Regions from separate parts of the Homo sapiens genome. Here region 2 is linked to region 1. Evidence: read pairs that join two places in POLR2A ChIA-PET (ENCODE). Cell type or tissue: MCF 10A. All regions are shown on one strand. Links, peaks and the distances in the headings refer to the core of each region. The heading gives the core; the rest is flanking DNA.

Evidence for each region. ChIA-PET counts read pairs that join two places held together with the same protein. Peaks named below come from ENCODE experiments on the same cell type or tissue, not always from the same donor. Only the 100,000 strongest peaks of a DNase experiment are listed, where the experiment ranks them.
Region 2: POLR2A ChIA-PET joins it to region 1 with 8 read pairs; 2 of 35 experiments call an interaction of 5 or more read pairs at or near these places.

Annotation. Positions count from the first base shown.
Region 1 is chr3:66,759,667-66,767,406 of GRCh38, reverse strand. No RefSeq gene overlaps it. Among named protein-coding and RNA genes, the nearest start is that of KBTBD8, 230 kb to the left of the region's middle. In MCF 10A, for the core only: no CTCF peak of the experiment used is centred there; DNase peaks (open chromatin) are centred at 3,906, 5,826 and 6,086.
Region 2 is chr3:66,524,445-66,532,184 of GRCh38, reverse strand. No RefSeq gene overlaps it. Among named protein-coding and RNA genes, the nearest start is that of LRIG1, 27 kb to the right of the region's middle. RefSeq lists an enhancer at 1-224. In MCF 10A, for the core only: no CTCF peak of the experiment used is centred there; no DNase peak of the experiment used is centred there.

The DNA of each region.
Region 1 (7,740 bases), core at 1,296-6,295:
GTAAAGGGATCAATTCAACAAGAAGAGCCAACTATCCTAAATATATATGCACCCAATACAGGAGCACCCAGATTCATAAAGCAAGTCCTTAGAGACCTACAAAGAGACTTAGACTCCCACACAATAATAATGGGAGACTTTAACACCCTGCTGTCAACATTAGACAGATCGAGACAGAAAATTAACAAGGATATCCAGGAATTGAATTCAGCTCTGCACCAAGCAGACCTAATAGACATCTACAGAACTCTCCACCCCAAATCAACAGAGTACATACTCTTTTCAGCACCACACCATGCCTATTCCAAAATTGACCATATAGTTGGAAGTAAAGCACTCCTAAGTAAATGTAAAAGGACAGAAATTATAACAAACTGTTATAATTGCACTCAGACCACAGTGCAATCAAACTAGAACTCAGGATTAAGAAACTCACTCAAAACTGCTCAACTACATGGAAACTGAACAACCTGCTCCTGAATGACTACTGGGTACATAACAAAATGAAGGCAGAAATAAAGATGTTCTTTGAAACCAATGAGAACAAAGACACAACATACCAGAATCTCTGGGACACATTTAAGGCAGTGTGTAAAGGAAAATATATAGCACTAAATGCCCACAAGAGAAAGCAGGAAAGATGTAAAATTGACACCCTAACATCACAATTAAAAGAACTAGAGAAGCAAGAGCAAACACGTTCAAAAGCTAGCAGAAGGCAAGAAATAACTAAGATCAGAGCAGAACTGAAGGAGATGGAGACACAAAAAACCCTTCAAAAAATGAATGAATCCAGGAGCTGGTTTTTTTAAAAGATCAACAAAATTGATAGACTGCTAGCAAGACTAATAAAGAAGAAAAGAGAGAAGAATCAAATAGACACAATAAAAAATGATAAAGGGGAGATCACCACCGATCCCACAGAAATACAAACTACCATCAGAGAATACTATAAACACCTCTACACAAATAAACTAGAAAATGTAGAAATGGATAAATTCCTCAACACATACACCCTCCCAAGACTAAACCAGGAAGAAGTTGAATCTCTGAATAGACCAATAACAGGCTCTGAAATTGAGGCAATAATTAATAGCTTACCAACCAAAAAAAGTCCAGGACCAGATGGATTCACAGCCAAATTCTACCAGAGGTACAAGGAGGAGCTGGTACCATTCCTTCTGAAACTATTCCAATCAATAGAAAAAGAGGGAATCCTCCCTAACTCATTTTGTGAGGCCAGCATCATCCTGACACCAAAGCCTGGCAGAGACACAACAAAAAAAGAGAATTTTAGACCAATATCCCCGATGAACATCAGTGCAGAAATCCTCAATAAAATACTAGCAAACCGAATCCAGCAGCACATCAAGACGTGTATCCACCATGATCAAGTCAGCTTCATCCCTGGGATGCAAGGCTGGTTCAACATACACAAATGAATGAACTTAATCCATCACATAAACAGAACCAGTGACAAAAACCACATGGTTATCTCAATAGATGCATAAAAGGCCTTTGATAAAATTCAGCACCGCTTCGTGCTAAAAACTCTGAATAAAACTAGATATTGATGGAACATATCTCAAAATAATAAGAGCTATTTATGACAAATCCACAGCCAATATCATACTGAATGGGCAAAAGCTGGAAGCATTCCCTTTCAAAACTGACACAACACAAGGATACCCTCTCTCACCACTCCTATTCAACGTAGTATTGGAAGTTCTGGCCAGGGCAATCAGGCGAAAGGAGTAAATAAACGGTATTCACATAGGAAGAGAGGAAGTCAGATTGTCTCTGTTTGCACATGACATGATTGTATATTTAGAAAACCCCATCATCTCAGCCCAAAAACTCCTTAAGCTGATAAGCAAATTCAGCCAAGTCTCAGGATACAAAATCAATGTGCAAAAATCACAAGAATTGCTATACATCAATAATAGACAAACAGAGAGCCAAATCATGAGTGAACTCCCATTCACAATTGCTGCAAAGAAAATAACATGCCTAGGAATACAGCTTACAAGGGATATGAAGGACCTCTTCAAGGAGAACTACAAACCACTGCTCAAGGAAATGAGAGGACACCAACAAATGGAAAAACATTCCATGCTCATGGATAGGTATCCATGTATCATGAAAATGGCCATACTGCCCAAAGTAATTTATAGATTCAACTCTATCCCCATCAAGCTACCTTTGACTTTCTTCACAGAATTAGAAAAAATTACTTTAAATCTCATATGGAACCAAAAAAGAGCCCATATAGCCAAAATAATCCTAAGCAAAAAGAACAAAGCTGGAGGCATCATGCTACCTGACTTCAAACTATACTACAAGGCTACAGTAACCAAAACAGCATGGTACTGGTACCAAAACAGATATGTAGACTATTGGAACAGAACAGAGGCCTCAGAAATAACGCCAGACATCTACAACCATCTAATCTTTGACAAACCTGACGAAAACAAGCAATAGAGAAAGGATTCCCTATTTAATAAATGGTGCTGGGAAAACTGGCTAGCCATATGCAGAAAACTGAAGCTGGATCCCTTCCTTACACCTTATACAAAAATTAACTCAAGATGGATTAAAGACTTAAATGTAAGACCTAAAACCATAAAAACCCTAGAAGAAAACATAGGCAGTATCATTCAGGACATAGGCATGGGCAAAGACTTCATGACTAAAACACCAAAAGCAATGGCAACAAAAGCCAAAATTGACAAATGGGATCTAATTAAACTAAAGAGCTTCTGCACAGCACAAGAAACTATCATCAGAGTGAACAGGCAACCTACCGAATGAGAGAAAAGTTTTGCAATTTATCCATCTGACAAAGGGCTAATATCCAGAATCGACAAGAAAATTAAACAAATTTACAAGAAAAAAAACAACCCCATCAAAAAATGGGCAAAGGATATGAACTGACACTTCTGAAAAGAATACCTTTATGCAGCCAACAAACATGAAAAAAAAAGCTAATCGTCACTGGTGATTAGAAAAATGCAAATCAAAACCACAATGAGATACCATCTCATGCCAGTTAGAATGATGATCATTAAAAAGTCAGGAAACAACAGATGCTGGAAAGGATGTAGAGAAATAGGAACGCTTTTACACTGTTGGTGGGAGTGTAAATTAGTTGAACCATTGTTGAAGACAGTGTGGCAATTTCTGAAGGATCTAGAACCAGAAATACCATTTGACCCAGCAATCCCATTACTGGGTTTATACCCAGAGGATTATAAATCATTCTACTATAAAGACACATGCACATGTATGTTTATTGCAGCACTATTCACAATAGCAAAGACTTGGAACCAACCCAAATGCCCATCAATGATAGACTGGATAAAGAAAATGTGGCACATACACACCATGGAATTCTATGCAGCCATAAAAAAGGATGAGTTCATATCCTTTGTAGGGACATAGATGAAGCTGGAAACCATGATTCTCAGCAAAGTAACACAGGAACAGAAAACCAAACACTGCATGTTCTCACTCATAAGTGGGAGTTGAACAATGAGAACACGTGGACACAGGGAGGGGAACATCACACAGTGGGGCCTGTCAGGGGGTGGGAGGCTAGGGGAGGGATAGCATTAGGAGAAATACCTAATCTAGATGACTGATTGAAGGGTGCAACAAACCACCATAGCACATGTATACCTATGTAACAAACCTGCACGTTCTGCCCATGTATCCCAGAACTTAAAGTATAATAATTTTTAAAAAGTACTATTTGGGAAGGAGGTTGAAAAGGGATTGCCCAATACTTGGAATACATTTTAAGATCGAGTCCCATCATCTATACAGAAAATTGTATGCAGTCCATTGCCGGAGGCACTGTGATGAAATCTCCTGTGGAGTAAACAAAGAGAGAATAAGCATCAAGACTCAACAAGACTGACTCAACCGGAATCAGAAGAGGACTGGCAAGCTCACAACAAAATCATAATACTGGTCACAAAATCCTCCCTAAGGCTGCCAGTTTCCAGAAGTGTAGCCAGAGCAAATCAGCATGCTGAAAGACAAGTATGAGAGGCTCAGACAATGAGACTTTTTTTTAAGGCACGACACATTCTATAGCTCACCTAGAGAGGTGCTGCAGATGATAAGAAAAATGGAGGTCTTCTTCTGCAGAGAGAGTAAGACATCAAAAAGATTGCAAACCTCAGGGTGATTTAAAAGTACACTCGTTGTCTTTTTGATTTTTTGAAGAAGTGTTGAATTAGGCCCCTGTTAGCTAAAGACTTACAGACCCAGGCCAAATTCCAACAGTCTCAACTCCTTCCAGCCAGCTCCAGGAAGCTGCTGTACAGATTTTTGGGAAGGGAGCCTAAAGAGCTAGAACCACCTGGTTTCAGGGTTACTTGGGAGCATCGAGTTTGCTTGACCTGGTTCATTAAGGGCCATAAAATAATAACCAATTTTTCTAATCTGAGCCTTATTACTGGATAATAAGTTGCATATTTTATTCCTGCCGTGGGTAAGGAACGCTCCATTTGTCTTGTTCATCCCTGAAATGAAAATTGCCTACTTTCTGATACGATCCACTGATAAAAACATTGTCTTAACAAATTTTTCTGAGGAATTTCCCAGACCACAGTGAGGTATGAAAACCAAGGCTCTGGAAGCCAGCTGGGGTGCAACAGACCCAGGGTCCAAGGATTTCCCGAAAGTTACCTCTTTCATTCAAGTTGGTGGGAGAGTTTCAGGGCCAAGGGAAGTCATCAGGTTGCCAGACAACCAAGGAGGGCCCTGTCATCGTCTTCACCGGAGAGAGTGACAGCATCGCTCTTGGATTTGCTAGTCATTTATTGGAATCCCCCTAGAACTTAGGATAAATTGGAAAGCTGAGTGTCTTCAGAAAAACTTTGCAGATTGAAAGTCTGTAAACCAAAGTTGCTGGTTTTGATTTGAGGCCTGTGCCAAACACACACACCCTCCTAAACTGACAGGATCAACCTAGCCACCAGCCCCCAAAACACAAACACCCAAAGAAAATAAAGATTCCAGATCCTGAGAATACCTGTACATTTAACTGCAACCTCTACCACCTTTGGTAAGATAAACAACTCAGACAGGGCTTCAAGTGACCTTTTAATCACAATAAGTGGGTTGCGCAGGGCCCTCCAGAGATTGTAATTGGGCTCACTTGTAACAAAAGGCAACCTTGACCACAAGCAGAGTAAAATCAGACAGGGGCACAACCTCTGCCCTTGCTCTGTAAACTCCCAGCTTTTTATTTATGTATTTTTATTGCTGATTTAGATTTTTAGCACTTGACTCCAAGATAAGAGCTCATGCAGCCTAGTGTTATCAGTTCACTTTTTTTCAGAAAAAAAATGGCATTCTGTTTATTTTATTTAAAACTTTATATTGGCCGGGCGCAGTGGCTCATGCTTGTAATCCCAGCACTTTGGGAGGCCGAGGTGGGCAGATCACCTGAGGTCGGGAGTTCACGACCAGCCTGGACAACATGGTGAACCCCTGTCTCTACTAAATATACAAAAATCATCTGGGCATGATGGCATGCACCTGTAATCCCAGCCACTCAGGAGGCTGAGGCAGGAGAATTGCTTGAACCTGGGAGGTGGAGGTTGCAGTGAGCCGAGATCGCAATGCTGCATTCCAGCCTGGGCAACAGAGTGAGACCCTGTCTCAAAACAAAGCAAAACTTTGTATTGAAAATCAAGCAGAAGAGAGAGACGGAGCAAGAAGAGGAGAATGGAATCATCGTGAACACTTCTTAATCGCAACGAGCATCATTTATTTTCTCAACTTGTGATTCATAGGATTTCATAAGACATCTAATCCACCCTTCTCATTTTACATATGAGGAAATTGAGGGCCAAAATAACTTGTCTAAGGTCACACATGTTTATGGGTGCAAATATAATGTTAAAACTTATTCCTAGCTACTGGTTAGCTTATTATTATTCAATTTCCTGTTCATTCTTTCCATGAGAGTTGATTAGCGTCCAAAAATTTGTGTTTAAGGAAAAGCCTGGCTCGTTACTACCAAAAAGAAGGGAAGACTCAATTGGACAAGCCATTTTCTATCTGTCAAGGCCTGAGAAAGCTGTTGCTCCAAGCCCTGGTAAACAGTGCCACCTCGGGTAACCAGATAGCCCTGAGGGTCATAGTTGCAAGGCTCAGGACAGTAACCTCACTTCCACTTTACTCTCTCGGCTTGGAAAAGAAAACTCTAGAATTAGCTATCCCACTGTCTTACTAAGACTTGTATTATTTTTTTTTTTTTTTTTACCTGCAAGGATTCCTTGCTTTTGCAGAAGTTAGACATTTAAGTTAAAAAATCAGGCCCCAATGGGGAAACCCTACCTCTACTAAAAATACAAAAAAATTAGTCAGGTGCAGTGGTTCACACCTGTAATCCCAGCTGCTCTGGAGGTTGAGGTGGGAGAATCTCTTGAATCCAGGAGGTGGAGGTTGCAGTGAGCCGAGATCATACTACTGCACTCCAGCCTGGGCCACAAAGTGAGAAAAAAAAAAGTCGGTTCCCGGAATATGCAATGGTGATGTTTTAATTTCATGCAAAGAGCAGGTCTTTAGTTATCTGAGTATGTGGTTCTCATTTTCCTTGACTGGACTACTGGGAAATTCAGAGGCCACAATAACGTGAAAACAGTATTTACAAGTAGCGTATTGTTGTTATTACAGCAATTTATCAGTCTCGCTTGTAGCTGGACAAATCTTCTTTCACATTGCCTGAATTAGTGTTTTTAAAACTTTTCCTTTGGAGAAATCTCTTCAACTTCCTATTTCAATTCACCATACAGTTTCTACATGACAGAACCAACATCATGTATATTTGGTGTTTCTTACTTTAAACTGAATTTTAGATTCTATTCTTTATACGTAGATTGAAGAGAATCGTTGATTCACTTCAGAATTCCTCAGCCTCAGCACTGTTGACATTTGGGGTTGGATAATTCTTTGTTGAATGGGACTGTCCTGTGGATTGTAAGATTTTCAGTGGCATTCTTGCCCTCCACCCATTGGATGCCAGTAGCACCTCCCCTCCCACTGTGACAACCAAAAATGCCTCCAGACATTCCATGTGTCTTCTAGGGTGCAGAATCACCCCTAGTTAAGAACCACTGGCTGAGTGTGGTGGCTTATTCCTGAAATCCCAGCACTTTGGAAGGCCAAGGCAGGCAGATCGCTTGAGCTCACGAGTTTGAGACCAGCCTGGGCAACATAGTGAGACCCCATCTCTACAAAACATACCAAAACATTAGTTGGGCATGGTGGTGTGTGCCTGTAGTCCCAGCTACTCAGGAGGCTGAAGTAAGAGGATGGCTTGAGCCCAGTAAGCAGAGGTTGCAGTGAACCAAGATTATGCCACTGCACTACAGCCTGGGCGATAGAGCCAGACCCTGTCAAAAAAAAAAAAAAAAAAAAAAAAAAAAAAAGAACCACTGATGTAACTCATTCAGAAAGTGACCCCGGTAGAATGTAAGCTCCAGGAGAGCAGGAACTGTCGGCTTTGTTCATCGCTGTATCAAGCACATGTTAGATGTTTTTTAGAAAAAGCATTTGTTGATTGAAAGACACAATGTGGTGTCGAAGGGAAAGCCTTGGATTTAGAATCCTCGGACATCGACTGCCACTCCCCTAGCTGTGCTGTTTGTCAAGACCACTTTATCTCTTTGAATCTTAGCATATTGGAGAAATAATCTTAGAGTAATACGTATTGAAGACAAT
Region 2 (7,740 bases), core at 1,031-6,030, 230 kb after region 1:
AAAGCAGTTGTTTGCTATCTCTAGGAATTAGCTAATCTTGAGAGAAGCAGTCCCTTCCTGGAATAGAAAGGCCTCCAGATATCAAAGCGCCATAAAATGTGCAAAATAAAAAACATGATTAATACACACCAGACAACGTCATCAGCCGGGATATATATATCAGGAGATCAGACCAGTGTCTAATACAAAATGTTTTCATCTGTTTTTGCTTCTTCTTTCTAAACTTAAATACGTTGAGTTTCATTTTAAGCAATAAGATCCATGAAATCATGGGGCTGATATACTTAGTACATTTTCCTATTTTTTTGTTGAGACAGAGTCTCACCTTGGCCTCCCAAAGTGCTGGGATTACAGGCGTTGAGGCACCATGCCCAGCTACCTCGTATATTCTTTAAGTGCATGTTAAAGTAAGTACATAGCAAAATTACCTGAATAATGTCACACAGCACTCATGTTTTGCATGTCCCAGAATGAGATGCATTGATCTAATTCAACTTCTTCATTTTATGGAGGACAAATTTAAAGCCAGAAAGGGCAAGTGACTTGCTCAGGGTCACATAACTATTTCTGGTAAAAGACGAATTAGAATCCATTACCCTTGACTCCCCATTCCAATGCATATTCTCATCTGTGTAATTCAAATTTCACTGGTGTTAACAAAAAGCAAGGCAACCACTTTGAGTCACTCTTACCAGGGACCTGCTGTGCTATTCTAATAATTTCATGGTCCAGTCATCTGTTCAGAACTAACAGTGTCATTTGCACAAAAACAAAAGCACCTCTTCTGGTTTGTTTATCTGTGTTCCTCATTCTCTCCTGCAAGTCACTATGGAGTGGGAAGGAAGGTCTTCTAACTGGATTTCAGATTTCCAGTAACTGATGCATCCCTTGCTCTGAGAACTGGGCCAGGAGAACAGAAGTATAATCCTGGTCCCAACAAAAGTCTAGTTCAATTCATACATTAAAAAGATCAGCATCTAGGCCGGGCGCGGTGGCTCATGCCTGTAATCCCAGCACTTTGGGAGGCCAAGGCGGCTGGATCACTTCAGGCCAGGAGTTCGGGACCAGCCTGAACAACATGGGGAAACCCCGTCTCTACTAGGGAAACCCCGTCTCTACTAAAAATACTAAAAAAAAAGTAGCCGGGTGTGGTGGTGCCGCACTTGTAATCCCAGCTACCTGGGAGGCCAAGGCACAAGAATCGCTTGAACCCAGGAGGCGGAGGCTGCAGTGAGCCGAGATCGCACCACTGCACTCTAGACTGGGGAACAGAGCAAGACTGTCTCAAAAAAAAAAAAAAAAAAAAAAAGATTAGCATCTAAAGAAGGGAATGCCATGAAAGCCACACTATGGAAGATTTCAAAAAGTGCATAACAGCTTAGATAAAGGACTTGAAATTTTATGCATAAATGCCCATATATTTTACAAAGCAGGCAAGGAACTTCATTAATATAATGCATGACAAGAAAGCAGTCCAGCCCGCTCGGCAGGCTTTTCCTTGAGGTAACTGTGGTCTTAATAATGGTGAGAGCTGACACTGAGTCCTCACTTCCCACCAGGCATCTGTCTAAGCCCTCAGTACATGAAGAAGGCATTACGATTCTCTTCACTTTACAGAAAAGGCTACTGAGGTCAAGAGAGGTGAAGTAACTTGCCTAATGTCATACTCACAGTTAGTGATAGAACTGGGATTCATACACTGGGATGTCTGACCCCCAGGGCCCAGGTCTTAGCCACACCATGTAAAGGACTCCTTTCCCAACACCGTGTCATCCCTTTTTCAAGAAATTCATGTGCTTTGTGTCTGGGCACCTAACTCAAATTGAACTGCCTTGAAAATATTGAAATATTAAGATTTAGAACTATTCCTGGCACAGATGCTCAACATGAAACAGCTCCAGGGCCACTAAATAGACTGCAGCTCAGGCAGGCCTGCTGTCGATATTGATTGGTTTCCTTGCTACCCTGTTTTAGTTCTTTCTTATTCAATAGGAAGCTCATTAGGAATTACTAGAAGGCCCTTGGCCCTAGCTCCCTGCACAAATTCAGGATGAAGTTTTGTGTGTCATTTCCTAATGAAATAATTACAAGTCTAATACTATTGCTGTATTAAGGGTTTGCTCAGTTTGGTTAGGGGTGGAGACTCAGGGGGAGGAACTGATTTTTTTTTTTAAGGTTTTAGAAAATGTTTTTTCCCCCTTCACCTTCTTCCACACTTTCAGCTGCAAGTGGTTCCCCCTCAACTAATTTAGGCCACTCTTCAATTCCTAAAACTATTCCATTTCAGCGCTAGGAAGAGTATTACCAATGTCTAGCTCAGTGCTCACATCTACTGTTAGTATTGTGGTATTAATAGTAAAACTTCATTGCTTATGATATACAATGTTTTGTTGTTGTTGAGTTTTTTTGTTTGTTTTGTTTTCTGTTTTTGAGACAGGGTCTCACTCTGTCAGCAGGGTGGAGTGCAGTGGTACAATCATGGTTCACTGCTGCCTCAGTCTCCTGGGCTCAAGCCATCCTCCCATCTTAGCTTTCTAAGTAGCTGGGACCACAGGCGTGTGCCACCACACACTCGGCTAATTTTTTTTTTTTTTTTTTGGAGATGAGGTCTCCTTCTGTTACCCAGGCTGGTCTCAAACTCCTGAGCTCAAATGATCCTCCCACTTCAGCCTCTCAAAGTGCTAGGATAACAGGTGTGAGCTACCATGCCCAGCCGATGATAGATTTCTTGTTGTGCATTACATTAATGTAATTCTGTGCCACTTTTGTAAAATATTATGATATATATACATAAATATCCAAATTCTGCAACTAAGCTCAATAAATTAGAGTAAATATAAGGTTATCCCTGTCAAAACATCGCTTATCACTTATATTCTGACGTGATTTTTTTTTTTTTTTTTTTGAGACAGGGTCTCACTCTGTTGCCCAGGCTGGAGTGCAGTGGCACGTTCACAGCTCACTGCAACCTTGACCTCCTGGGCTCAAGTGATCCTCCCACCTCAGTCTTCCGAGTAGCTGGGGCTGTGGTGCATGCCACTGCAGCCAGCTCAAATGAGAATACTTTTTTCCTTTTTTTCTTTCTTTTTTTGAGACAGGGTCTTACTCTGTTGCTCAGGCTGGAGTGTAGTGGCACATTCATGGTTCACTGCATCCTTGACCTCCTGGGCTCAAGTGATCCTCCTACCTCAGCCTCCCGAGTAGCTGGGACTATAAGCACATGTCATCATGCCCGGCTATTTTGTTTGTTTGTTTTTGGTAGAGACAAGGTCTTCCCATGTTGCCCAAGCTGGCTCGGACTCCGGGGCTCAAGCGATCCACCCACCCAAGCTTCCCAAAGTGCTGAGACTACAGGTGTGAGCCACTGCACCCGGCCTGATTTTTTGATGGGGAGAGGAAATAATGTTATTTCTAGAGTGCTGGAAATTTCCCCAAACCTAGATTATGCCCGTCAGTGAGTGGAAGATGGGAACATTTTCTATCAAGCATGTCATGGTGAGAAAAAGTAAAGTTTGGAGCTGTTTTTGCTCAACCTCCTCATTGAACAGATGATGAAACTGAAGCTCAATGAGCTTAGGTAAGTTAATCAAGGTCACCTGGCTGCATCAAGAACACACAGGGACAAAAAGCCAATGTTCCTATGTAGCCTGAAAATAGAACCATAGCCCAAAAGGAGCTGCAGCTCAAGAGAGGCCGGTCAGCTCCTGGTTTCTAGTGCAGTGGTGTCCAATGAATGTCATTAGCTAATTGAGGTCTGTACTTGTTTCCTGTTGCTGTAACAAATTACCACGGATGTAGTGGCTAAACAACACATATTTATTATTCTACAGTTCTGGAGTTCAGATGTTGGACATGGGTCTCACTGGGCTACAATAAGGTATTGGTGGGGCTATATTCTTTCTGGAGGTTCTGGGAGAGGATCCTTTGCTCATTTGGGTTGTTAGCAAACTTCAGTTCTTCACAGTTGTAAAACTGAGGTCCTAGTTTTGTTTTAAATTTTTTTTTTTTCTGGCTGTAAACTGAGAGTCCTTGCCAGCTTCTAGGGATGGTTGCATTCCTTGGCTTTTAGCCCCATTTTCTATCTTCAAAGCTAGGAATGGCAGGTCAAGTCCTTGTCATTCTGCATCTCTCCCACTTTTCTTCCAGAGGCCTACCTTCCTCTGACCACAGCTTCCAAGGTTTCTCCCTTTTAAGGACACGTGATTAAATTTGGCCCCTCTGGGTAATTCAGGATAAACTTCTAATCTCAATAGCCTTAACCTTGATCACATCTGCAAAGTCCCTTTTGCCATTACATGCCCATGGGTTCCAGGGACTAGGACGTGGGCATCTCTGGGGGCCACTATTCTGCATATCAACCCAGTCCCTCCAGGACTCTGCCTCTACCCCAAAGAGGAAACAGTTTGGGCCCCCAGCTCTCCAACTAACTACTCAGCTGTCATAACTGGACTCCTTCCTTCCTTAATTCCCGTGGAAGTGTATTAACTTCCTCCAAAACACAAGATTAACAATATCACTTCTTTGTTCAAAATATGGGGTGGCTATTCCTCATCCACGTAATTGAATGTAACTCCTCACTCTGGCCTTCAAGGCTTTTGGGCCTTTGGTGATACTTTCAGCCTTCCTTTCACTCATATCATCACAATTCACTCTTGCAAACTATTTTCTTTTGTCAAAGTGAACCACTTGTAACCAAGTGACCAGCTCAAACCAATTAACGTTGCTTAAGCTGTTACAGATGGCACAGAGCCAAAACTGAAAGTCATGTCACTCAGGCACATGCAATGAAAACTAATTGTTAACACCACCAGCCTGGCAGATCAGCTGCATTGGCATCACCTGGGACTACTTAGAAATGCTTTAAAAGCTTGGCCCCCCCCCGCCCCCCACCCCATACAGAGAAGACACATTTGAGCATTGCCTTCTGTCTCCTTGCTCGTCAATTCTCAATAAAGCTTTTACTTATCTCAAAAGTCAGTGCCATAAGTCTTGGCTTCTGTGTGCATCACCCAGCGAGCCCAGTGCTCAGTAACACTCCAAATGCATCAGACACTTTCTCACTTCTGTATTTTTGTCAACATTATTTTCTTTGCCTGGAGCATCCTTATCCTTTCCTGTCTGCATTTCCAAATCCTAAAGTTTTCCACGCTCAACTCAAATGTCACCACTGCTTTGAAACTTTCCCTGTTTTCTCCCACCACCTTAAAGGCTAGAAATACATTTTTCTTCTAATTTCTCAGGGCCCTCATCTGTCCATTTTTGTTGACACTAAGCACATTTGGTTATCTGTTAGAACAAATTACACCAACACGTAGTAGCCTAAAACTATAACTAATCATTTTTATATTTCATAATTCTGAGTCAAAACTTAGGTCAGGACAAAACAGGGCTGGTTTATCGTTGCTCCATGATTTCTGGAGCCTCAGCTGAGTGGACCTGGGCATCCCTCTTGCCCATTCTCTTTCCAGAGCTTCTCCACATGCCTAGCATGTACTTCCACATAGCATGGTATCCTCAGGGTAGTGGGCATTTGTACATGGTAGCTCCAGGCTCCAATAGACCAAAATGGAAGCTGCTAATCCTTTTAAAGGCAGCCTGGAGCTGACATAGCATCATTTCTGCCTTACTTTACTTCCCAAAGCTGTCACATGCCAGCTTTCAAGGGAAGGAGAAGTGGACCCTCACCGTTCTACAGGAAGGGTATCAAATAATTTGAGGACATCTCATAAAGAACAGAAATCATTGCCTAGGTACTTAGATGTATACCTGATCTTTTCTCCAAGGCTGTGAGTTCTGGTGTATGATTTATTTTGTAGCTCCCATGTTGCCTAATGCAGTGCTTTGCCTGTAACAGGTGTGCAGTAATTTTTGTTGTAATAATGGACAAATGTGTTTAATAGATTCTTCTAGCCAAAGGCAATCACACGTAATTTTAAATTCTGCAGAGTAAAAAAAAAAATTGGGGGGCTAGAGGTCACTGGAGAGATTTTGAAAATAGATGACTATGTTCTTTGGAGGGCAGACTATAGGCATGATTCTATAGTCTTTATAATGTGAATTATGGGTAATCAATTTGGAGTTGTATTGAACCAATCTCTATAATTAGATTCCAATGAAGCACCTGCTTTCTGTCAAACTTGAGTTCATGAGTGGGCATATTACACAGAAACCCTTTTCACATCGATTTTCAATGCTGCCTAATAGTCTGTTTTGCTGAGTCAATCAAAATTTAAATCTGTAATAACAAAATAAAATTCTTGCCATTAAGTTAGTTTTTATCAGCTCTCTGCTCTGAGGTTACATAATATCAGCTTTTTGAAATTACAACCCTTGTTTAAATATATAGTGTTCCTTCTGAAATGCCGTTTGCCGCAGCTCTTCCAATTTTAATCATCATTATATCAGGAAAAAAATGCTACCTTTCTTTCTTGTAATAAGAACATTGAAAAGGTTTTGCAGAAATGAAAAATACATTTAACAATAGTAATACAATAATTATAATAAGGCTATTAGTTTTATATAAAGAAAATGATTAAAAGGTAATGTGAAGAGTAAAAAAGCATGAACTTGAAAAAAAGGACTCCTAAATTGAAATCCTAGCTCTTCTACTTCTTAGAAAATTGCCTAATTACTCCGAGCTAGTTTTTCCTCATCTGCAAAACAGAGCTACTAATATCTAACTCACAGGGTTGTTGAAATGATTAAAAGGACAATGTACATTTCTAGCACGTTGAGAGTATTCAGTAAGAGTTAGCTATTATCATTTTTATTGATTAATGGTTACTTAGTAAGGATACTGTCTCTAAAGAAGGGGAGGAGGAGGAAGGAGAAAGGGAGGATAAAGGGGAAGAATGCATAAAATTGTGAAAGGCAGGTAAAGAAGAGCCAGGAGGGGTAAGGGACGTATGCGGAAATGCACTGGGGGCATTGGTGGGGATAAGTGACGTCTTCTCAAAGGATGTTGGCCCCGAATCGTTTGATAGAGAAAGGGAATATATAAACAGGCAGCGGTGAGACCATACATGACAACAGAATCCTGAGCCATAATCTTTGTAGCAACTGCCTTGGCAAGCCAAACCGAACCTCTGCAGCAGCCACTTCAGGAAACCAAACCACAATCTATGCAGTCAGGACTCGGTCAATGACTGCCAAGTTCTCTATTTTTTGCCACCACTTCCAACTCAAGACCAACCAGAACCAGGCGCGGTGGCTCATGCCTGTAATCCCAGCACTTTGGGAGGCTGAGGCGGGCGGATCACCTGAGGCTGGGAGTTTGAGACCCAGCCTGACCAACATGGAGAAACCCCATCTCTACTAAAAATACAAAATTAGCCGGGGGTGGAGGTGCATGCCTGTAATCCCAGCTACTCAGGAGGCTGAGGTAGGAGAATCACTTGAATCTGGGTGGTGGAGGCTGTGGTGAGCCGAGATCATGCCATTGCACTCCAGCCTGGGCAACAAGAGCAAAAACTCCATCTCAAAAAAAAAAAAAAAAGACCAACGAGAAAAAGCCAAATATGCTCTCAAACCAATCACATAAAACACCCCACTTCTTATGGGCATGACCCCAGCTGCCCCTTGCCTACAACTTCCAATCAGAGCACACCTGAAGTCTTCCCTTATTCTCTCGATAAAGACACCCCTGGCAGTCTTTGAGTCTCTGCCAAATGCAAGCGATGGTGGCTGACTCCCTTGTATATTCATTTCTCAGAGCTGCCATAAGAAGTTACAAGTTTGGTG